Linked DNA regions of Homo sapiens: regions 1 and 3 are each linked to region 2. Evidence: chromatin loops called from intact Hi-C (ENCODE). Cell type or tissue: PC-9. All regions are shown on one strand.

What was found. A loop is a pair of places that touch in the nucleus more often than their neighbours do. Peaks named below come from ENCODE experiments on the same cell type or tissue, not always from the same donor. Only the 100,000 strongest peaks of a DNase experiment are listed, where the experiment ranks them.
Region 1: a loop joins it to region 2, with 4 times the contacts of the local background. A loop is called at or near these places in 2 of 110 quality-filtered maps.
Region 3: it touches region 2 in a loop (5-fold over the local background); 3 of 110 quality-filtered maps call a loop at or near these places.

The regions. Positions count from the first base shown.
Region 1 is chr6:22,887,940-22,895,939 of GRCh38, reverse strand. No RefSeq gene overlaps it. Among named protein-coding and RNA genes, the nearest start is that of LINC03005, 170 kb to the right of the region's middle. In PC-9, no CTCF peak of the experiment used is centred here; DNase peaks (open chromatin) are centred at 3,269 and 7,619; H3K27ac peaks cover 2,916 bases.
Region 2 is chr6:21,728,840-21,736,839 of GRCh38, reverse strand. The region is part of intron 2 of CASC15 (cancer susceptibility 15); the gene reads right to left. Among named protein-coding and RNA genes, the nearest start is that of CASC15, 66 kb to the right of the region's middle. In PC-9, no CTCF peak of the experiment used is centred here; DNase peaks (open chromatin) are centred at 1,189 and 4,979; H3K27ac peaks cover 2,563 bases.
Region 3 is chr6:22,217,196-22,225,195 of GRCh38, reverse strand. No RefSeq gene overlaps it. Among named protein-coding and RNA genes, the nearest start is that of NBAT1, 74 kb to the right of the region's middle. RefSeq lists enhancers at 1,781-2,282, 3,144-3,992. In PC-9, no CTCF peak of the experiment used is centred here; DNase peaks (open chromatin) are centred at 3,365 and 3,825; H3K4me3 peaks cover 2,370 bases; H3K27ac peaks cover 2,953 bases.

The DNA of each region.
Region 1 (8,000 bases), 1.2 Mb before region 2:
ATGGTCAGGCTGACCTTCTGATGATTACACAGGTATCTGTAAGAGATGTATAAGCGAGTGTTGCTGAGTCTCTCCATATTATGCTCACTTTAACAAGAGTGTTTTTAAAGGAGCTCACATGATTTGGGGCAAACCAACAGGGCCTTATTGTACAGATATGAATAAGCTACAACTGCTGAATGCTATCATATTTGCTTTTTAGTTAAATATGCACACAGACACAAACACACAACCTAATTTTGGAGCATTTGGGGTAATTTCTAAATAATTATAAGATTGAGTGCTCTATTTATTATTAACGCTGAATTATATTCAATAACGGTAATAAAATTCAGAGTGCCATTCTTATTTTGTAAGAATTAACAGTCTAGAGAAGAATTTAAAAAGCTTGTACATTCTGATTTGTCTCATATGTAATAAATGTATGGAAAAAGCTGTATTGGAAAGCTGTAATGAATGAGCTACTCAGGCCTGTGCAACCTGTTTAATCCACTCTCCCATCACAGCAATAGACTCAGGTATTGGTGCATGGCCAAGGTCATTGAAAGGTAAGAGGCAGTAGTGTGTGGATGAACCAGCTATAGAGTGAAAGAGTGAGGGTGGGGCACAGAGTGGGGAAGCCCCGATTTGTTGAGTTTGCTGGTTTCCCAAGGAGAAGATATTTCCACTGGGGTGATTTCAAGCTACCAAATTGACATCACTGAAAATGAAGTTTTCTTTATGGTCCTCCAAATCTGTTGGTCAGTATCATGCCCTGAGGAATAAAATGTGCTTTTCTCTTAGGCTATTATATTAGCCTATTATTCAAAACACTTTTGACTGGGCGTGGTGGCTCAAGCCTGTAATCCTAACACTTTGGGAGGCTGAGGTGGGTGGATCACCTGAGGTCAGGAGTTCAAGAGCAGCCTGGCCAACATGGTGAAACCCCATCTCTACTAAAAATACAAAAAATTAGCCAGGCATGGTGGCAGGTGCCTGTAGTTCCAGCTACTTGGGAGGCCGAGGCAGGAGAATCGTTTGAACCCGGGAGGCAGAGGTTGCAGTGAGCCCAGATCACGCCATTGCACTCCAGCCTGGGCAACGAGAGGAAGAGTCCGTCTCAAAAAACAACAACAATAACAACAAAAAACACTTTCTGCCCATGCATAAGCTTCTAAGTGAAATATCCCTACTCACCACCCCTGAAGACATAGCTTGCACAAAATAATAAATACAAAAAATTAGGCAGAAATGGATATTGACCAACAGTAGTCAATGTACTAGCTGTAAAGAAATTATAATAAAATAAGCTAGGCCGGTACCACTCACTTTCTCCGGGATTTTAATTGAGAAGTACAGAGAAAATCAAGCCATTAGTAGTCATTGCTGAAGGTCAAAAGAGGCACAGAGAGAGAAGCTATGAAGTCGTGTAGGGGCTTTAAGGTGGAGAATATGGCAAACTAAAGCTAAAATATATAGAAACTCAGGGAAAAAAGACATTAAGATACAGAGTCTCATTTACTCTGAGAGATATGGATAAGAACTGGCTCCTAGACCTTCTTTGATTCCCATCAACACTCTTATTCCAGATTTGGATCACATATATTCTTAAGAGAAGCTCTCTTTTTATTAAGGCCACTTGAGTTAGAATCTTTTTAATTATAAAAAGACTTTGGGTAAACATTTAAGTAAACAAAAAGACTTCAAGTAAAACAAATTTGTACCAGGAATTGGGCTTAAGCTAGTGGAAATGGTGGGGTAATTGGAATTACTTAGGCCATTATAATGGCTTTGCTTCTGGAATGAAATTCTGATATTTCATGCTATATGTTGCAGCTAATAAAGTTATATTCTGTGCTTTCTGGAGAAGGGGAGCATCATGACTTTCTTCACTGTAAAAAAAAAAATGTTAGGCGGCAAGTTAATCCTCTTAAAATTACTCATCCCCTTAAATATCCTACCATCTCAAAATAAATGACATTTTAGTACCAGCCATGAGAACCATATGTTACAAGGTAATGAACTATTCCAGAAAATGAAATATATGTTTAGGACAAGAGCAAGTGAATGGTACATGGCATCAGGTACAGAAATAAAGGTTTGTGTCCCATTTTTCCCTTTTGCAAAAGTTGGTTGTTATAACAGTTCTAGTTATTTCCCACTATTGTATATCAATTGTTTAGCAATGTTTGTTTACTTTACAGATTGCAAAGAGGAGATAAATAAAAACCCAATATACTTTAATGGTACTATTTAAAATAACAGCTAGTTTTCTATGTGACAAATATTCTTCTAAGCACTTTAGATACATAGATTCACTTAATCCTCTCAAAAATCTAAAAAAGGTAGTTGAGGAACATACCCATTTTACAGACTAGGAGACCGAGGAATAAAGAAGTTAAGGTAATTTCCCTGATATTATATATTGGAGCCAACTTTCATAGCCAGACAGCCTAGCTTCAGACCAATAGTTTTTTGGGTTTTTTTTTGTTTTTTTTGTTTTTTTTGTTTTTTTTTTGAGACGGAGTCTCGGTCTGTAGCCCAGGCTGGAGTGCAGTGGCACGATCTCAGCTCACTGCAATCTCCGCCTCCCTGGTTCACGCCATTCTTCTGCCTCAGTCTCCCGAGTAGTTGGGACTACAGGCGCCCGCCACTACGCCCGGCTAATTTTTTTGTATTTTTTTTTTTAGTAGAGACGGGGTTTCACCGTGTTAGCCAGGATGGTCTTGATCTCCTGACCTCGTGATCTGCCCGCGTCAGCCTCCCAAAGTGCTGGGATTACAGGTGTGAGCCACCGCCAGACCAATAGTCTTGACCATTGCCCAGTGGATTCCAATATCATTAAATAGTCTTTGATGTGGCCTTTTGTCATTTCTTCTGGAGGCACTAGATGGAGTTGACACAAAAGCATCCTATTCTTAAGGTATCAATGTATTTACAATGCATGTGATAGATGGAATGTGTCAGATGGGGACAACTTTTGAATTGGATGAATGGGATGTAGGGAGTTTGCTTTACTAATTAGCAAGAGTTAAGCTCTATTAGATATGTTTCATACCTTGTTCACCATGGCTACGTTCCTTACCAGGAAAAACTGCTTCATAATAATTTTAGTGCACAGGTTTCCACCTCCTTAGTGATTCCCACCTAGGCCAAGAATGAGACACTGGACTCAAAGGCAGCCAATCCAAAAGCTGATGAGAAAACTGTGATATGGCCTGGCTTACAAAAGATGAGCTCAGCAAGTGAGATTCTCTTGAAAATCAGAACTAGGAAATTCTAAGAGCCTGAGTCATTTAGCAGGAGGAACCAAAGTTAAATGTTGTAGAAATCAGCCTGGAAACATGATGATGGGCTTTGCCAAAGTTATGAGGTAACAGAAACTATGAGTAAGCAGAGCCATTAGGTAGAAAAAAAAAATTAAGTACAAAGTAAGGAAACTATTTTTTTCGTTGGACATTAAAAGCAGGCCTGGGGGAATATTTGAATCACATCATACACAGCCGACTGTACAATGAAGACCCCCAAAGTATTGCTGTTGAGGTCTCTAGGAGTATTATGAGTCTAGGAAGGCCTTTCTCTTAGAGACTCTAATCGAAGGTGGCCATGTCACTAGATCCTGTTTACTTGGGGTTTTTTCCCCTTGTAAACAAAAGCTTCTTCCTAAGACATTAAAGATATGTTCAGAATTATTCAGAACCCACTTTTCTTGTCTTTTGTAGCTTCTAGTAACTATTCTTTCATAGCTCCTCCAAGGCACGGGTTAGTAACTCACCTTTGGAGTTAGTCAGTGACAACTTGGGCACCTCTTAGAATGGCACCATCACGTGACAGTCTTTAAAGAAGTATCTTTTGTTATCCAATACTTTCAACGTGTCTGGACTTCAGAAGACGAAAGTGAGTTGCATTATAATAATTAGCTGCAGGAATAGTATAGAAAGGTGTCTCTTGCAAGAACTAGAACTTAGATATGGAATCAAAAGGAGAAACAAGCTTGCAAGAATCCATGGAAAAACTAGACAAATATTTGGACTGATTTTAATCATTTCCTTCGTTCCAACTTCTCCACAATAAATTAAATAATTAAACAGAATCATTCATTTATTTATCAAAAATAAGGCAACTGAGAGCTTATTTTTGTTAACATTTTATCATGTTACATACTAAGTTCTTTTTTCACCCTGACTATTCTCTCCTTAGGAAGCTACACCTAGGCCATTCTCTCCAGATATTTGTTTTTTTTACTTCTAGCTAGTACCTATGGCTAGACAAGTAGATAGCAAGTTGTCTGTGGCGTTCCTTTGGAGTTACCTTACTAATTGTGTCTAACCATATTACCTGATTTTTTTCTTCTATTTTGAAGTTTGTGATTAACAGTGACCTAGCTTAGGAAGATGTAAGTTAGGCATAATAATAATAATATAATGTGGTTTGAAATTTGCAAAATAATTTTAAATCAAGTATTTTGTTTTCTATTGTGATAACTAATTTCTGAAATGACATGGCATTTATTACTATTTCCTTTTCGGGTGTATTGATAAGAATGGTTTCCACTGTAATTGACAGAAACCTAAACACAAAGTGGGCAAAACAATAAAGGAGCTATTGGACGACTGAAAATGATCTGGCTTTAGGCATTTCGATTGGGATGCTACATCTCTCACTCTGGAATTCTCTGGTTCCATCCTCTTCCATGTTTTGGCTTCCCATGAAGGTGACTTTTCCATTTGGCAGCAAAAGGTTGCAGCAGTCACAGGCCTCTTATCTGCTAACCTAACTATCTGCTCATCCGACCACTTGCTTGACCTGACCAAGGGGCTTTTCTTTCCCCAACTATGGCACTGAAGTCCTAGGCCTCTATCTGACCAGACCAACTTAGGTCAAGTGGGCAGTCCGGAAAGAGTTATCCAAATGCCAAGCACTGAGCAGTTTAGGCCTGGGTTAAGTGTTTGTCACTGAGCCAGTCATTGTGAATATGGAATTGGTTTGAGCTGAGTGGATGAGGCCAATTGCCCCTGGAGATGCAGCAGGGGAATGTGATCCCATCCTAATTGCATGGCTGGTACCTGCGACAGTATGCTGAGATGGCTACTTCCAAAAGATATACTATGACAGGTGAGCAGGCAACCAAAAGTGTGGACTCCTGAGAATATGATTTGGATTTCTGCTTTCTACTCTATTTATTTGACTCATAAAAGTGAGAATACTACTAATACTTTTCTCTCAAAAAGGGAATGATGAATCTCTGCCATGTAATTTGGTAAACTACTATGTTATGAGCTAAAAGGCAATTTCATTAGCTTACTATGGTTGATGTTGTGTCTATTATTAGTTAAATTATTTTTTAGAACTTAAAGATAGTCCGGGCATGGTGGCTCACGCCTGTAATCCCAGCTCTTTGGGAGGCTGAGGTGGCTGGATCACCTGAGGTCAGGAGTTCAAGACCAGCCTGACCACCATGGTGAAATCCCGTCTTTACTAAAAACAGAAAATTAGCTGGGTGGGGTGACGGGCACCTCTAATCCCAGCTACTTGGGAGGCTGAGGCAGGAGAATCGCTTGAACCCAGGAGGCGGAGGTTGCAGTGAGCTGAGACTGCAGCATTGCACTCCAGCCTGGGCGACAAGAGTGAAACTACTTCTAAAGAAAAAAAAAATACAGAAATAAGTCAGACATTTAATAAGAACTCTCGTTTCTTATAAGTAAATCAAATGCTTGTGTAGATATTCAATTTCACCAGAATTTTCCAGTGTGTTTTGTAACATGGTATAGAAATCTGAAATGGCTATTACTAAGATATAGATAATCCTGTCATCAAAATATTTGGGAAATGTTAAATTAGACAAGAGTAAATCGGTGTCCTTGCAATAAGATTCTCAGAATCTTTAACATGCCAATATTAAATGTGAATCTTTAAGAGAGAGTCATATTATTGCTGAATTTGTCATATAAATTTCATCATAAAATCATTTAGTGGGGATAAAACATTAGAAAAGTAATTCTTAACTGAAGGTAATTTTTTCTCCAGGGGGCACTTGGCAATGTCTGGATGCCTTTGTTTCTTGCCACAAATGGGTAGGTGTTATTGACCTCTAGTAGCAGGATGCTAAACATCCTACAATGCACAGGACAGGCCCTATACAACCAAGAATTACCCAGCCAAAAATATCAAGAGTACCACAGTTGAGAAAACCTGTTTGAATTAATGTGATATGAAATTAACTCTGCGAAACACCGATTTAGACAGCTGATGCCAGATTTCCTACTTCTAAAGAATAGCGTAATCATCTGCTTTTCCAATGGCTCACCATTCACTTGGCCTTTATTCAACATGAGGATAGACACCTTAGTATTTGAAGTGTACCAAAGCAAAGCAAGGCTAAATCCTAAAATATGTCCAAAATATGCCTAACAGGGTTACTATAATAAACTATGTTTATTAAAAACGATTAAAACCTTTATTATTACGCTAAAACCTTCATTCATCTACTATCGTACATTTTATATGAAATCAGTCAAATTATCCTTCTCAAATAGCAGCAACTACATACTAATACCTTACATTTTGAAAACCACTGTATCCTTTCCACACAACTTTCATACCTCCATTCTGATTCCCTATATCTTCATCACATCCTTGAGGCATAGACTGATAAGATAAAATTACATAGGTTTTGAAAGAGGAATATTTTAATGTTTAGTACAATTTGATTCTATTCTGACAATCTCATAGAATAATTCAAATAGGAAGTTTCCATTAGTCTTGTAAACGTCTGTTCAATAAAGTCAATTGCTCTGTGTGAGACTTTATATTTAATAAATATTAAAACATATTTAAGAGTAAATACTTGATTTTAAAACAAAGTTTTCTAGGATTTAATCTATTAGATTAAAATAATAAAAAATTGAGACACAAAAAGTTGACTACATTCAACTATTAAGAGGAATTTAATCAGAATTGAAACTTGCTAATAGCTGTATGTGAGTGGATATCCTTAAGATGTACTGATACCATAAGATTACAATGAGTTTGTGATTATTTGGCCATTCTCTGCCTTGCTTGTTTGGGAAATTCCAGTTTTAACATAGACATAAACCTAAAGCTTTAAAGACAGACAAGCAAACACCACCGCAAATAAACAGAACAAAACCCTGTGGCATCTCTTAGATATTGTCCTCAACCTTCCAAAGTCAAATCACACAGAGAAACTGAGGTAACAGAAACATTGTTACACATGAGGCAGCCGAAACCCAGAGGACCTGACAGACTTAACTGTCAGAGTCAGGTGTGAAACAGCTCTGCTGATTCTTAGTCACAGCTCTTTCCACAAATATATTGTTTTAATTATGAAATTCCTAGAGCACAAGACTGATCTAGCTGGAGAAATCTTAAAGGAGGCTGTTAATCTTTGCCTCCCCACATTGCAAAGTAGAAGGGTAAATACATGTCCAACGAGATCATTAATCACTCTCATTTATTTCTTTTCTTTTTCTTCTTTTTTTTTTAAATAGAATTATATGAGTAGCAGGAAGAGTAGGTCAAGTGAGGTAACAGGTCTAATTAGGAAGCAGGGTATTGGCAGGGCACATCCCAGGACTGTAGTGGAAATTCCCTAACATTGTAATTTAGTCAGGCAAAGATATCTGGCTGAAACTTATGTAATTTGCGGTATCCAGCTTTTGTTTGCTAACCTGAAAGGACAACAGTGACATAATGTTATTTTCCTCACCTAAGTATCACTTGACTTTTTAAAGCTCCTGTAGACTGGTTAGCTCAGTCTCAAGGGACAAGGAGAGGCAATCCCCTTGATTTATTTTAATTAACCTGGTTCCCTTACCTATTTATAAGTTTACCTATTTATGAAGATATGTGTATATACATATACATATACACTCACATATATTTTTATATTTCTATCTACATTCCATTAAAGGAGAGAAATGTAAACTTATAAAGCAGCATGATAAGTTTCATTTATAATTAATATTTTAACATACTTTTCTTTAATACCTGGACATCTC
Region 2 (8,000 bases):
GCTACTCAGGTGGCTGAGGCAGAGAATTGCTTGAATCTGGGAGGCAGAGGTTGCAGTGAGCCGAGATCACACCACTGCACTCCAGCCTGGTGACAGCGAGATGCCATCTCAAAAAAAAAAAAATCTAACAAGCTTCAAGATGAAGCTCTGGCCCAGAACTCATCTCCTCCCAGAAGGTCTCTAATGAGGACTGGCCTCTTCCACTCTCACAGCCAATTACTGACTCCCAGGTATGAGCTCCCAAATCACACACCACTAGGACATGATCCCTGCCTTTAAGGTCTAGTGTAACTGTAAATATTTACCACCGTTTGTCTTCATTGCATTTGTTATTGTATGTTCCAAGTTTTTAAAAAACCACTAAAGCCATTAATTATGCTTTCTAATATTTCGCTAGCCCCATTTCCCTCCAATCCAAAATCTCCATAATACCCTCAAACTCAAGTTGTCTCTCTCCCTTATACAAGGTATGGCCCGTGGTTTGCAAAAGATTTATTTTCTCTTACACTTGAAATCTAGAAATTTCCTGCTAAGTCATACAACTTCAAACATCCACCTTTCTCTGGAGACTACACAAATAATCACTACCCAAAGCCAAGTATATCCAAAATGGCCTGTGATATTTCAGAACAAAGGATTCATAAGCAGGAGTTCAAGGATGAATCCACCATTTGAAATTGTATGAAAAAAATCTAATGTGCAAGTGAATATATGGGTTTTTTTTTTCCTTTTGGGGTAACATTCTATTGCTTTCAAGAAATTTTCAGAAGAGGCTATGAGACAGACACACACACACACATCCCCACAGAAACACATAGACCTAAATGAAATCCTAATTTTAGTGAAACATTTTTGTACACAAATGTGACACAATTTCTATTTGTCCAATAAAACCTGTTAAATGTTTCAAAATCTTTTACCACATCTTTTAACTTAAAATATGATTAAAAGGTCTACCTTGCCAGACCAGTGCAAGAAACACAATGACCATAGGAGAAGTAGCAAAGAAAGAGAAAAAAACACCTCCAAATATTTTATGCCTGGAAAACTTGGATCATGAAGAAGATGAGAAAAAAAAAGTAGGTCATTGTAACTTGACATTCAGAAATAAGCAGCAACATTTTATTCTCACTGACCTGTAAGTCACCCTCCAGCTCCGAATTTCATCACTACCTTACAAACGGTTCCTGAACTACCTCAGCATGGCATCTGCTATATAATCTTCTAAAACTAACATTGGGAAACAATTTTTTTTTTTGAGACAGAGTCTTACTCTGTCGCCCAGGCTGGAGTGCAGTGGCGTGATCTCAGCTCATTGAAACCTCCGCCTCCCTGGTTCAAGTGATTCTCCTGCCTCAGCCTCCCAAGTAGCTGGGATTAAAGGCACCCACCACTACGCCCAGCTAATTTTTGTATTTTTAGTAGAGACAAGGTTTCACCGTGTTGAACAGGCTGATCTCAAACTCCTGACCTCAAGTGATCCACCCGCCTCGGCCTCCCAAAGTGCTGAGATTACAGGCGTGAGCCACCGCGGCCAGCCAGGAAACAATTTTAAGAACATAATAACTATACTTAATTCCAAAAATTAATAAGGAGAATGTATGCTGAATAATAATGTGGTGTGAGAGTCTGTGGAAAGACGTACTTGGGTTTGTTTTAAATGAATTAAATATATAAGGCTACCACAGACCTTTACCTACAATGTAATTTATATGGTAGCTGGGCGCGGTGGCTCACGCCTGTAATGCCAACACTTTGGGAGGCCAAGGGGGGCGGATCACCTGAGGTCAGGAGTTTGAGACCAGCCTGACCAACATGGAGAAACCTCGTCTCTACTAAAAATACAAAATTAGCCGGCCATGGTGGCGCATGCCTGTAATCCCAGCTACTCGGGAGGCTGAGGCAGGAGAATCACTTGAACCCGGGAGGCAGAGGTTGTGGTGAGCCGAGATAGCGCCACTGCACTCCAGCCTGGGCCACAAGAGTGAAACTCTGTCTCAAAAAATAAATAAAATAAAATAAAATAAAATTTTATATGGTACAGGTTGTCTCAAAAGAGGAATTTGTATGTGGAGAGCCCATTTTAAATGTGTCCTGCATTTTTATCTGATACTATAGCCACTGGGGATTTATTTGCTTTCATCAGTAGTTACCTGACATCCTTTCTGCATAAATCCAGATAGAAAAGTATCTCTTCTGGTTCTGTTATTTGCTGCTGTAGTTTCCATCTGTAGTGCTAAGATCCATCCCTTATTTTATCTTGGACACCAAGCAAGCTTCTTTTCTTCACACTCTAGTCTCTTCTCAACAGCTTCACAAGGGAATCTCTGGGTTGCTTCAAACGCATCTAACACTTCTTTCCAATTATTTATGTTGGTGACAAACTCTTTCTCACCAACTGTCTAGGGTCACTCAGAGGTACTTGATTTGAAAAAGCATTCGGTTTCCTATCCAATATTTTGGTACCTCTCCAGCTCCCCACTTCAGCTCTGCCGATGTTAGCACATTGTTGAGCAGAACTTGCCTCTTACATTTTATCTGAGATTGGCTATAACATCCATATGCTGAGTTGCTTCCACATTGGTTCTCATATCTGAAAATTGTTAATATCAGCAACAACCCTTAAAAAAAACCCTGTTGCTTTTTAAAAACCCTGAGCACTTATATCACAGAAAGGACCCAATCCCAGATCTGCCACTTATTATCAGTGAGACATCTGAGCAGGTCTCTTAACCCCCTCCCTGAACTTCTTTTTCCTGTCTGTAAAATGGGGAGAATACCACCTTCCTCACTACGTTGTGAGTATTAAATAGGTTCGTGCATGTGAAAGGTTTAGCATAGACACTGGCTGCCCCAAAGCCAGTGCTCGTAAGTGTTAGGTACTTATTTATTCTGAGAGCAAAGTCTTAATTATCTGTGGATAGAGAGGTGAACATTAGCATGAAATTGTGCATTTTTTTTAGGGGAATGGAAACAATTTGCATTTTAAGAGCAAGCAAGCATTTTTGTTTAAAAATATCAAGGGCATATTGTTACAAGCTCCTGCTCTGCAGGGACACTGAGCCCTTCTAAGTTCTTTCCTTTTCCCAATTTTGTTTTCTCCTCCTCTCTGTGAATGAAAACAGCACATAGAGAAATGCTTTGTAAATGCTATAGCAAGATGACCATTTATAAGGACTCTAGAGAAAGTCCTAGGGCAAACTGGTTGCTACATCTAACCCCTTGAACAGGCTGACAAAAGATTTAAACTGTAGCAGCCATGTGAGAAACACACATGTGGTTTTAAAATATTTGAATTCCATTGTACAGTTCTTGGTAAAACCCATGCAGACCAAGGAAGCTGACACATTCAATAGAAGACATGGGCCTCCGTTGTGTCTGTGACCCCTCCAGGTATTTTAAGCACCAGAATCAAAGTACAGAAATAAAAACAAACAAAAGCCCAATATCTGTCCATGCCTGGTCTTACCAAAAAAAAAAAAAATTGTTTTTTTAAAAAATAAGTCTCTTATGGGATGACTGTGGACTTATTTAGCCCATTCAGCAGGATTTTTTACTAAGCTACAATGCAAAAGATTTATTTTGTCATTGTCCAACACCAACAATTGAGGAAACTCGGCCTAGTGCAAAATCCCCAGGAGAAACAATCTACAATTTAATTAGTGAAAAATTGAAGCAATTTAAATACAATTCCAGGCATTTTTTAAAGTAGTATTTGAATAGACAGCTGCTGCATCTACTAAGTGTTTAGGCAAAGCACCATAATCCCTGATCCGATGAGATGCCCAAGGTTATGAACACAACTGTCTGTTGTCAGGGCAAGACCCAGAATTTAAAACAAAACTCCAGAAAGCCTCCCTCAATGCCTGCTCCATCCCCACAAAATAAAGAGATCGCTAGCTAAATAGCCAGCCAGCCAGCTAGCTAGGTAGATAGATAGATAAAGAAAACATTAGTCACAGCCTTTTGAAGCACAGTAGAATGGAGACAGAAAAGGATTTAGAGCCCACAGCACTAAGCTGGAGTCCTGATTTGTTCATTACCTTTTTTCTGTTACTACTTCAAATTCCTCATTTATAAAATGGGAATATTAATGCCTATCCCACATGAGTTTTGAATCTTCAATGAGAATATAAGAAAACACTATATAAATGTTACTTGAAGATGTTGAAATGTTAAAGAAACAGAAAATATAAATTGAATTAGAGATATGTCACTACTGCACCTTCTACCATAAGAACTTTATTGTTTCAGCCTTTTTTTTTTTTTGATGGAGTCTCACTCTGTAGCCCAGGCTGGAGTGCAGTGATGTGATCTCGGCTCACTGCAACCTCCGCCTCCCAAGTTCAAGCGATTCTCCTGCCTCAGGCTGCGGAGCAGCTGGGACTACAGGCGCATGCCACCACGCCCAGCTAATTTCTGTATTTTTAGTAGAGACGGGGTTTCACCATATTGGCCAGGCTGCTCTCGAACTCCTGACCTCGTGATCCACCTGCCTCAGTCTCCCAAAGAGCTGGGATTACAGGCGTGAGCCACCGTGCCTGGCCTGTTTCAGCTTTAAAGATTTATTTGTACATACAAAATATTTTGCCACGCCCAGTTGCAGTCTTGCAAGATGAAAAGGGTTCTGGAGATGGATGGTGGTGATGGTTGCACAATGATGTGAATATACTTAACACCACTGAACCGTATGCTTAAAAATGGTTCGAATGGCAAATTTTATGTTATGTGTATTTTATCACAACTTTAAAAAATTATTTAAAAGCCTTTTACCATGATAAAATCCCCTGGTAGCAAGAAAGAAATCCTCTTCCTTTAATATTTAACTTGGTCAACTGAAAAAGCGAAGAACAAGGGGCTGAGGATCCTAGATGTGCCACAGAGTATGAGCACATTGCAAAGGTATGTACAAATTCTAGGACCTCGGCCAAACTTCCCAAAAGGACTTTTTTGTTAACCTTTGTTAATTGCAAACAAAACCGATTTCAAAATAGAGGTGCCCACACGTTGGTTGCCAAGCCCTCAAACACCCATGCTTTGCACACTTTAAGGGACAGGAATGGCATTTGTGCTATGAGTACTAATGAATACAAATACTTGAAATGATTCAATAGTTTACATCTGAAAACATTTCACAGACTCTCAGTATATGCTGCAACAAGTGCATTAAACATAAGAAGAGCCCCCAAAGAAGACCAAGAATCCACATTAGAACTCATATCCTTCAAGGAGGGTGGACATTCCTGTTCTTGGTGCAGTTAGAGAGGTGTCATATGAATCCACCTATGATTACAAGTCCAGACACAGAAACAGCTACAGGCAGCAGAAGGGAGACATGGTTAAGCATCACTGAAAAGGAGCTCCCAGCAGTCTCAGCTCTGTTACCACCCACCCGCTGGGTTACCTTGAGCAAATCACCAAAACTTTCAAGGCCCCTGTCTACACATCTAGCTCTCAGTGACTCTTTGCTCTATTCTAAGCTTGGCCAGGGAGATCTAATAACAATTTATTAACCCTATGCATTACAAAGTGCAGCTATGAGGAAAAGAAAGAATATTTGAAAAAGAAAAAAAAGAGGGGTGGGCGTGGTGGCTCACACCTGTAATCCCAGCACTTTGGGAGGCTGAAGTGGGTGAATCACTTGAGGTCAGAAGTTCAAGACCAGCCTGGCCAACATGGCGAAACCCCATCTCTACTAAAAATACTAAAGTTAGCCGGGTATAGTGGTGCACACCTGTAGACCCAGCTACTTAGGAGGCTGAGGCAGAAGAATCACTTGAAGCCAAAAGGCAGAGGTTGCAGTGAGCTGAGGTTGCACTCCAGCCTGGATGACAGAGTGAGACTCCATCTCAAAAAAAACAAAAACAAAAAACAAAAACAAAACAAAAAAACACACACTAAACTAAACACCATGATAACAGGGAGATAAGAAGAATCTAAATGACCAAGGCTGAACACCAACAGCTCAAACAAATATCAGGAAAAAGCACCTGCAATAAAGACACACAGCACAGCTGCCATTAGCGAAATGCTAAGGCAACGGAAGCTCAGCTTTTGAACGCAGCATAGGACACAACGCCCCCACCTCCGTGCTATCTTGGAAGTCAGCGGAAACCTCAGCATCCACAGGAACCTGGGCCAGAACTGCGGCTCAGCCCTGAAAATTCTGCAAACTGTCTCTACGGTTGGAACAGAGATTACAATGGTACTAGTTCAGGGCAATCGGGTGAGGGAAGACAGTATAACTTAGTGAAGGTCTAAATTACAAAACGGGGCCCAGCACGGTGGCTCATGCCTGTAATCCCAGAACTTTGGGAGGCCGAGGTGGATGGATCACCTGAGGTCAGGAGTTCGAGACCAGCCTGACCAACATGGAGAAACCCCGTTTCTATTAAAAATACAAAAATTAGCCAGGCGTGGTGGCGCATGCCCGTAATCCCAGGTACTCAGGAGGCTGAGGCAGGAGAATCGCTTGAACCCTGGAGGCAGAGGTTGCGGTGAGCCTAGATCGTGCCATTGCACTCCAGCCTAGGCAACAAGAGCGAAACTCTGCCTCAAAAATTAAATAAATAAATAAATTACAAAATGGTTTATCATCACACATTTCTTTACATACTCTATGTTTTAAACTAAGGTATTAATAATGTTGTAAAATAATTATTTTCATCTAGTCCAAAGTGGGATATTTAATATTAATAGTACACAAAAGGATGAGCAAATCCTCTACAATAAAATAATTGATACACTTAAAAGTTGATGTCAAACTAAAAGACCTTCAACTATTTATTAGATACTTCCTAATTTTATATTTCCTTCACGTGAAATTTCAAACTCTAAGACACTAGGAAAGTTGCTGTTTTTAATTGGCTAGCATTCTCTATCAATGAATAAATGATCACAAGTTGCAAATCTGTAAAATCATCACTTATTAAAATATTCTAAATTGGAGGTGAAATGGTACCATAGTACATATCCTGAGACTGTTCTCTCCCGGGTTCCTGTAAAATACCCATCAAAACAAAGCAATAGAGGGGGAAATCTGATCATGGAGAGCAAAGAGAGGAAGGAGCCATGATCATAACCTGGAGACATGTTCTACCCTTGCACTAATTGCGGTGAGATTCAGCAACACTGTTTTGTAATCACCTCCTGAGTTCCTTCATGAGGGATGGAAGTGAGAGGACTTTCTTAACCTTCGCTGATGGCACCTAAGCAAGAAACTACGTCACCCTGAGAAAACTGACAACCTGCCAGGTCAGTGATCCAAATTCACATCCCTCAGATTTCCTTTTCCCATGCCTAACAGTAATATTAGAAACCACTCAGCAGACTGGTTTCAAAGCCCCAGCATCCACCTCTAACAAGGAAAACCACACGAGATAGAAAAACAGTTGATGAAGGCAAAAAAAAAAAAGAGCAATCCCATTTCAAACTAAAACATTATGCTGAGACATGGACAGCAGAGGCAGAAAAAGAGACCCAGTCAAAAGCCCTTCTTGAACATTTTTTTTAAAGACAAGGTCTCATTAGTATTGCCCAGGCCGGAGGGCAGTGGCGATTATATTCACGCTGTAGCCTCAAACTCCTGGGCTCAAGCAATTCTCCCACCTCAGCCTCCCTAGTAGCTGGGAGTAAAGGCAGGCATCACTACACAAGACTCTGATTATTCTTTTATGTTAGTAGGCCTCAAGACTATTTGCCTTGGTCCCCAGTTTTTTTTTTTCTTTCTTTCTTTCTTTTTTTTTTTTGAGATGGAGTCTCTCTCTGTCACCCAGGCTGGAGTGCAGTGGCGCGATTTCGGCTCACTGCAAGCTCCGCCCCCCGGGTTCACGCCATTCTCCTGCCTCAGCCTCCCAAGTAGCTGGGACTACAGGCGCCAGCCACTACGCCCGGCTAATTTTTTTCTATTTTTTTTTAGTAGAGACGGGGTTTCACCCTGTTAGCCAGGATGGTCTCGATCTCCTGACCTCGTGATCCTCCCGCCTCGGCCTCCCAAAGTG
Region 3 (8,000 bases), 490 kb before region 2:
CAAGAAGAGAGAGAGGGCAAAGTACTTGAGGTTGTGTGCACAAAAATGGTTACAGTGCTAAACTATGGAAGCTAAGCTGTGTACAGAGAAAAATAAGGATGTGTGTTCTGAGGAAAAGCAAAAACTAGAGTCTGCAGAATTGTTGAAGTTGAGATACTAGCAGAAATAAATTGGAAATATAGGGGATGGTATTTGGAAAGAGGGCTACTCAAGATTTAGTTTACACAAGGGGTACAGTTATCAGTAGCAACCAATATATAACCAAGGGAATGGATGGCTAAAGTAAGTTGAGAGACAAAATCACTGAAGGAGAAGTCAAGGAACTAACAGTTCATGGTATTGACAGGATCAACTACATGTATGTACACGTTAAGAGAGGTGACGCTATATTGCAGTAACAACCTCAGTGTTTCAGTGGTCACAAGCCCCCACGTTTCTAATGCATGCAAAGTTGAAGCTCAGCAACTCTCCAAGGCTGGTCTCTCCACTGAGTGACTTAAGGAGTCAGTTTTGGGCTCTGCATCTCAACATGTGGCATCTATAGTCACTGTTGAAAGGGAAGCAAGAGAATAGAGATGGCACATGGACTCTTAAATACTTTGCCTCAGCAATGATACTCATTATTTCCACTCACCATATCATTGCCTGGAACCAGTCATACAGCCCTCACTACCTGTACCATGTCCAGTAACATGGGGAGTGTGTCTGGCTGCCACAATTTCTCCTTAAGAGTTATCAAGGAGTAACACATGAGGGAAAGATGGTGAACTGGGTGCTAAATTCTCAAAGAATGAAGGGAATTCACCCAGAAGGTTAGATGAGACTGCAACAAAACAATTAGCAGGTAGTGGAGACTGTTGGCATAAGAAGCCAAGGCACTGCGGGCTCATCTGCTAGAAATGACCTTCTCTTTATACTAAACTGTCTGAAATGTGTGTACATGACATCAAATATCTGGATATTAATGAAACATTCAATCATCTAGATCTTTCCAAAGGCATTAAATCTTAAGCTACTCAGAAATGGGCTGTTGATGAATCTGATTAATACAGAGTTAGCCATATTTCCTTAGTGGATTACCAGGCTTTAAAGAATGAAAATATGGGAATAATAAAACCTTACTAAACATAATTTATTCTTTCCTTGATGATTTAGAAGGCACCTTTAGCTCCTATGGTGACTTAGGGACATTCCTATGAACATCGATTACAATTGAACTGCGGATATGCAAGGCAATAACTCATGTGACCTCTCTGCACACTTGGAGCTCAAGCAGGGCCGCAGGAAGAGTAATGACAGTGGGGAATGGAAGGGTCAAGAGCTGGGGAAACTAACCAGGTGGCAGGGCTTACTCTCAAGAGTAAAACCAGCAGTTGAAATAATAAAGTTCAAGGAGATGAGGGACCTTGGGTTTCAATCAGGGCTGATATGTACATCCAGAAGGTACCCTCCAGGTGCTGGTAACACAAGACCAGAAATCTCCCCTTACCATGCAGGCAGATCGTATGTCTCCAATCTAAGAGGCTAATTAGTTGGAAGCAGATGTGGAGTATCCAGCTATTGGGATTTCTTTCTAAGTCGTGGTTTATTAACCTGGCGCTGGGCCTTTCAAAGGCCAAACAAGCTGCTAATCATTGTGAGGTCCAGGACAAGGGTCTGATTCCAGCAGGAAATTGAAAGGCAAACCAGGAAACCAGGGAGTTAAGCACAGGAGGAGAGGTGGGAAGAAGGGCCTCCACTTGATGAGCATCCCAGATCTCAGGCTTCAGCAAGCATGTTGATTACAGAGTATGGTCACCTGGAGATTAGATGGGGGCCTCTACTATGGTTTCAAGGAGAAGGAAACAGAGGAAAATAAGGAGAAAATGGCTTGGTTGGCTTTGGGTAGGGCTTAGCGTAGAGCTCATTTTCTTGAGAGGGAGGGAGGGACAGGTTGGAGAATGAAGAAACTGACATGCAGAAATAAAAGGCAAGGAAAATTCTGATTTACTCTATTGGAATGCCAGATGGAAGTGCTCTCTTTAGAGGCTGCAGGATTACATACCCCACCCAATCTGTTTTCCAAGGGCTGTACTTCTGCTCCTCTATTTGGAGGCTAGGCCAATATTCAAGTTAGGATAACGGAAGGAGATTGTTTTTGTAACGCAACTTAATTCACAAAAACGAGTCAAAGAATGTTTTTAGTTCAATAAAGGATTTACTTAAATTCTTATTTGTCTTATAGATGTTTCGTCTTTCTTAATCCCATTCTTAAAACCTCATGAATCTAAATCTCCTGCTGTCTCCACCATGGAATACCAGATGGAACTGAAACTGGACCAAAGAACTAAGGACAAAAGGAAGTAGGTGCCTGCAAGGGGCATGGTGGGAGGCAGGAGACAGGTGTAAGAGATTTAAAAGACTGAAGAGTTTGCGGGGAAAGCTGTGAGGATAGGGGAATGGGGGTGGGGAAAGGAGGAGGGAGGAAGGGAAGAGGAGGAGCAAGACACTAGCTGGGGGAGGAGTTCAGATTTACCAGTAGAAAAAGACTGTGCAGAAGCCCCAGGAATCCATTAGGAAGCCCGCCCACTAAGGAGTCAGCTAGATGCCCTGAATGAGGTAGAAAAGTATTCCCAGATGTGTGTTCCCCCGCTCCAACCGCTCCCCACCACCCCCAGCAGAACCATCAAGAGAGGAGGCTGGGCAACGCAGAGGAAATAAGACATTTTCAAAGACACACGCCAGAGTTGCGGAATTGCTAGTGCTGTCAAGGTAAATTTTATTCAAGGACTTCTTTTTACATAAAAAGGGCCAGTTAGAGTTATTTGTGTTTCAAATTTATTTTATTTTTCTTTATTAAAGTATAAAAAGATACATAATTTGCCTTAAGTCTTTAGGTTCAATTTGCAAATCTCATCTATTTCTAAAACGAGTAAATGTTATATAAAACAGAACAGGTTTTGCAGGGAACTTGGATTAGCGTTTGATGAACTCAAGTTACACAAAGTAAATTCCCCTTAAAACAACCAATCTCATTTTGAAAACTTAATTAAATTCCCTTAATTTTAAACTTCATTTATAAATCAAAGTACCCTATCTCATATGCCTGAGTGGGTAAATTTATGAGCTTAAGCAAAATCTTTCCAAGTTCTGAACAAATCTTTAAAGTTTAAATAAATTAAAATGACAAATATAACAAGTCTTAAATTCTTTTAAGCATGCCAATACTGATTACAAACTTACTGGTATGCATTTTGACAAGAATGAAAAATTACAAGAATCAATTGCATGTTTAAAATTGGAATCAAGAGGCTGATTTCTCAGATTTCATTTCAAGCCTTCTTATTCTAAGTGTGGTCAGAGGGGCAGCAGCATGGGAACACCTGGAGCTCATCAGGAATGTGGACTCTCAGGTCCCACCAGGAACTACTGACTCAGAGTCTATAGCATTAGTCAAAGAGAGGGCAGGAAAGGGGTATTTCCTTCAGTTTTTGAGCTGATATAGGTGCCAGGGTGATATGGTCCGTCGATTCATCCATTTTTCCTTCTCTTTCTTCGGTTTTAGTAGCATACAACAATCCAGAAAGCAAATCATATCTTCAATCTCATATTAAAGTTTTCCAACTAGAAGAAGCAGAAATACTGTGGTTTAAAAGAACCAAGTCGTGCTGGTGAAAGATAGGTCTGGTTGATTTTAAGAACCATACTGGGCATAAAAGGAAGAGAAGTAATTTTTTGTAAATGGACCCCCTCGCTGAGTGGAAGTTACTGCCTGAATCAGCTGCACACAATATAAACTCCTGGCAGGAGTTTCTCTGTGAGTCAGATATCAAAGTCTTCTACAAAGTGGGATGGGCACTGTGGCAAGTTGGTATAGCCACGTTTCTTGAACTGAAAAGGATAAAAAGATAAGTAGAAAGGCACACTGTGAATGTCACGTAATTAAATACCTGGCCAAAATGAGCAAGAGCTACCTTACCCTGAGCCTAGCTAGGTCAGTGTGTGGTGCTCACCTGGAAAGAGGAATAAGATCAAGTAGGTGTAAAACCCTCACATAAGGGGTCTTACTGTGTGGGGTTCAGGGCTAGCCTGCTGACATAATAGTGACATTGGAAAGCAAAGTCCTGCCACGGTCCCTCCATCAATAATGGAAACATGGAGGCAAGATCTCCAAAAGCAGGGTACGCTGGAGAGGCAAGGCCCCTACTGGGGCTTGAGAAGGAAGAGAAAGGTGACAGAATCAGAACAGACCATGTCGGAGGCTTCACAATAGCTGGGAGAAGTACAGAATTTGGGCCTGGGCACAGTGTCTCGTGCCTGTAATCCTAGCAGTCTGGGAGCCAAGATGGGAGGATCACTTGAGCCCAGGAGCTTGCGATCAGCCTAGGCAACACAGAAAGACCCCATCTCTACCAAAAAAAAAAAAAAAAAAAAAAAAAGCCGGATGTGGTGGCGCATGCCTGTAGTTCCAGCTACTTGGGTGATTGAGGCGGGAGGATTGCTTGAGCCCAGGAGGTTGAGGCTGTAGCGAGCCTTGATTGCGCTGAGACCCTGTCTGGGGAAAAAAAAAAATTTAGGAGATGGAGTATGAATAAACAAAGCAACATTCCCTGGTGCCACGCAAGGCTGCCTCCGCAGAGGCATTCCTGTGCTTAGCTTGGTTCTAAGGCAGCTACACAGTGAAGGAAGCTGATACTAGGAAGCAGGGATGCTCCGTCTAGGCACTGGAAAGCCTGAAGTTTCCTAGGCCCCCTAGGGTAGAGTAAGATGAATCCAATGGTCAGAGGGGACTGCATTCTTGTAGAAAGGTGTCCAAGAACTTCCACTGGCAAGTCAACTGTAGGTGCCAATCTACTTTTTGCAAAAGCTGTTGCAGTTTAGGACAAGAGTTACAAATGCAAAAAAAAAAAAAATCATTTAGTTTTATTGGACAAAGTCCAAAAAACTAAATACACCAAAGCAAACCAAAATTCTGTTCATTTTCTGTTCGCATCGTGCTGCTAAAATGCATGCCACACCCGACTGTTTTAGGTTTGGGCCCAAGGAGAATTCCTTATAAATAAAATCCATATTCCCCTGGCATCCTTTAAGTCCTGGAGGCAGAACTGCACGTTCACCCTAGTATCATTCCAGTCCTCTCTTTTTGTAAACGACTACAACTACCAGAAGTCTAGTGGCTCAAATTTCCCCTGGAGTTTTTTGTTACGTAATTGCCAGATTAAAATAATTTTGTGTAGCAATAAATTTAAATGAAACATGTTTTCATTCAAGGTCCAGAGTGAAATTATAGACTCAGTGTCCCTACAATGTTCAGTAGCTAAGCCATGTTCTTTCCAATGTCTTTTTTTTTTCCCGTTTGTGCTGCACTGGCTAGATTTATCAGAACCTGTTTGAAACCAAGGTCATGTCTGTAATAGACAAATTAGTTTTAATTTCAACCATCGATATGCTTTTGAAAATCACTGCAAGGACAAACTAATAATTTTGAGAATACAGAAGTGTTCCTTTTGATAACAAGATATCTAGAATAACAGTGAAGATTTTTAGCCAATTAATTTTCTACACAATGCTAAATAAGTAAATAGCTTAAAACAAACATATCAGTTGACTTAAATTTTAAATATTATTGTTCCTGAATACAAAATAGTTTTCAGGTACAAAAAATAGGAAACTGCTGGCTAAAAAGGGATCACCCCTATTAATTTGTTTCAATTGGAATATCATTATAGTCTGTTGCCAATAAACGATGTCATCAGGTTTTTCTCATGAGGGTTAATTAATGGTAACAACTAGTGACTGAGATTAGAAGGGAGAAGGCGAGAACAGAGTTCTTTCTTGAGCTGGAAGATGTTTCCTCTATATATGTATGCAGGCTACAAAACTGAAAAATAACTTACCATTAGAATTACACTACAGTGGGCTATGACATATAATATATTTTTCTTTGACTTAAGAATTTTCCACCACCAAAGATGGATTTATCCTCAGGCCGCTTGTGTGCTATACCAGTGGACCTGCAACTTAAGCATTTGCTCTGCTCAGGGGAGAATTATTGCTTCCTATTAATTTATGGTTTAGAGAATGTTTCAGCGATAAAGCTGAAAAATTAATTTCAGATTGGTCCCAGAGGGGTTGCTTTTAATAGTTCTGTTAATTCATTTTGGGGAGGATCCCTATGAAAGTTTATGAAAATGGCAAAGACTCACTAGCCCATCTCTAATCTGGATTTTATTTGAAACAGACCTCATCCTTCTAATTAGAGTTGTTAGAACCTACTTTAATTTTATCAATAATAATTAACATTTCTATCGTACTTCAGTTTACAAAGTGCTTTCTCATAATCTATTAAATTTTGGAATCATTACAGTAATCTAATGAAGTAGTGTATTCGTTTCTTATTACTGCAACAACAAATTACCACAAACTTAGTGGCTTAAAACAACACAAATTGATTGTATTACATTGTCAGAAGTCGAAGTCCAAAACAGGTCTCACTGGACTAAAATCAAGGTGTTGGCAGGTGTGCCTTCCTTCCAGAGGCTCTAGGGGAGAATCTGTGTGCTTGCCTCTTCCAGCTTCTAGACGCCACCTCCATTCCTTAGCTCATGGTCCCTTCCACCTTCGAAGCCAGGCAGCAATATACAGTCAGGTGTTTCTTAAGCTGCATCACTCTGACTCTGCTTCTATTCTCATATCCCCTCCCTCCCTCCCTCCCTCCCTCCCTCCCTCCCTCTTTCACTTTTAAGAACCCAAGTGATTACAATGCCCATTCTCCCAGGCAATCCTGGATAATCTCCCCATGTCAAGATTTTTAATTTAATCACCTCTGAAAAGTCCGTTGTACCATGTGAGCTAACATAGTTACAGGTTCCAGAGACTAAGTCATAGACATCTTTGAGGCCATGATTCTGCCTAGCACAAGTAGCAATATTTTAAATGTTTTTATCATTAGTGATGGTGATGGTAAGAGTAGATTATTTAACAGATAAGGCAAACAAGATCAAAGGAGGCCTAGTTACTTAATTACAATCACTCTATTAATATCACACAACACTGTAATTTAAAATTGGTGTTCAGATGTTAATCTACTGCTTGTTCAACTCCATCATGACGTGTTAGTCCAAGAGAAAAGTTCCTATAAGGCATTTTTATTGAACTTTGAATGACAGTCCAGCAATTCTTTTAGGTCATTTCCAAAAATGTTGCTTCAGGGCTTATTGTTAATAATGTCCACCATATTTTTGATTAATTAATTAACAGTAAAGATAATTCTAGTTGTGGTAGCTCTGAAATGTACATATTTACAGATTCTCTTAAAAAATAAAAAAGTTTTACGTTCCCATAGCATAATGGAGACTTTAAATTTTGTATTTTCACATATTATAACCAGGTAAACAGCAAGAAGGTCAAATGAAATAATCCATAGCCTACACCTAAAACAGGAAAAGACCTACTGAATGGTAAGAGAGGAATTTGGCATTCATTCCCAAGTTTAGCGTTTTTAAATAAAATCTTTTATTAGCACCATGAGAAAAGGAAAAGCAGAGTTGACATTTTAAAGTACAACTGATGTCAATATATTTGCTATGTGTGTTATTTGGAGGAGCTGCCAAGAATATGGTTTGTTTAGGGTTCAGATCAGCTTTGGGATTTGATAAATACTAGTGTCAAACATAAACGTGCAGGTATTTGTCTTGAATTAAACCTAAACAATTAATGAGTTATGTGAGCACATAAATTTACCAAAGCAGGCCAGAGAAACCCATGCCTCACCTTTAATCTTTTTTAAATCTTTGGGATGATAGAGGAGACTTCAGGTCAGGATTTCACAGAAAGAAGTATTAGAGGCAGACACTGATTCCTCAGTGAAGATGCCAGAATTTGTTCTTCAGCAGAATATGGCAAATTTATCAACATAACAATTCAGATCAGAGAAGGAGACAGGAACCAAATTTCCCGAAACAGCAAGTACTCTTTTGTGTTCTGAGATACATCAGTTGAATAGAAGCTGTCGATGCTTA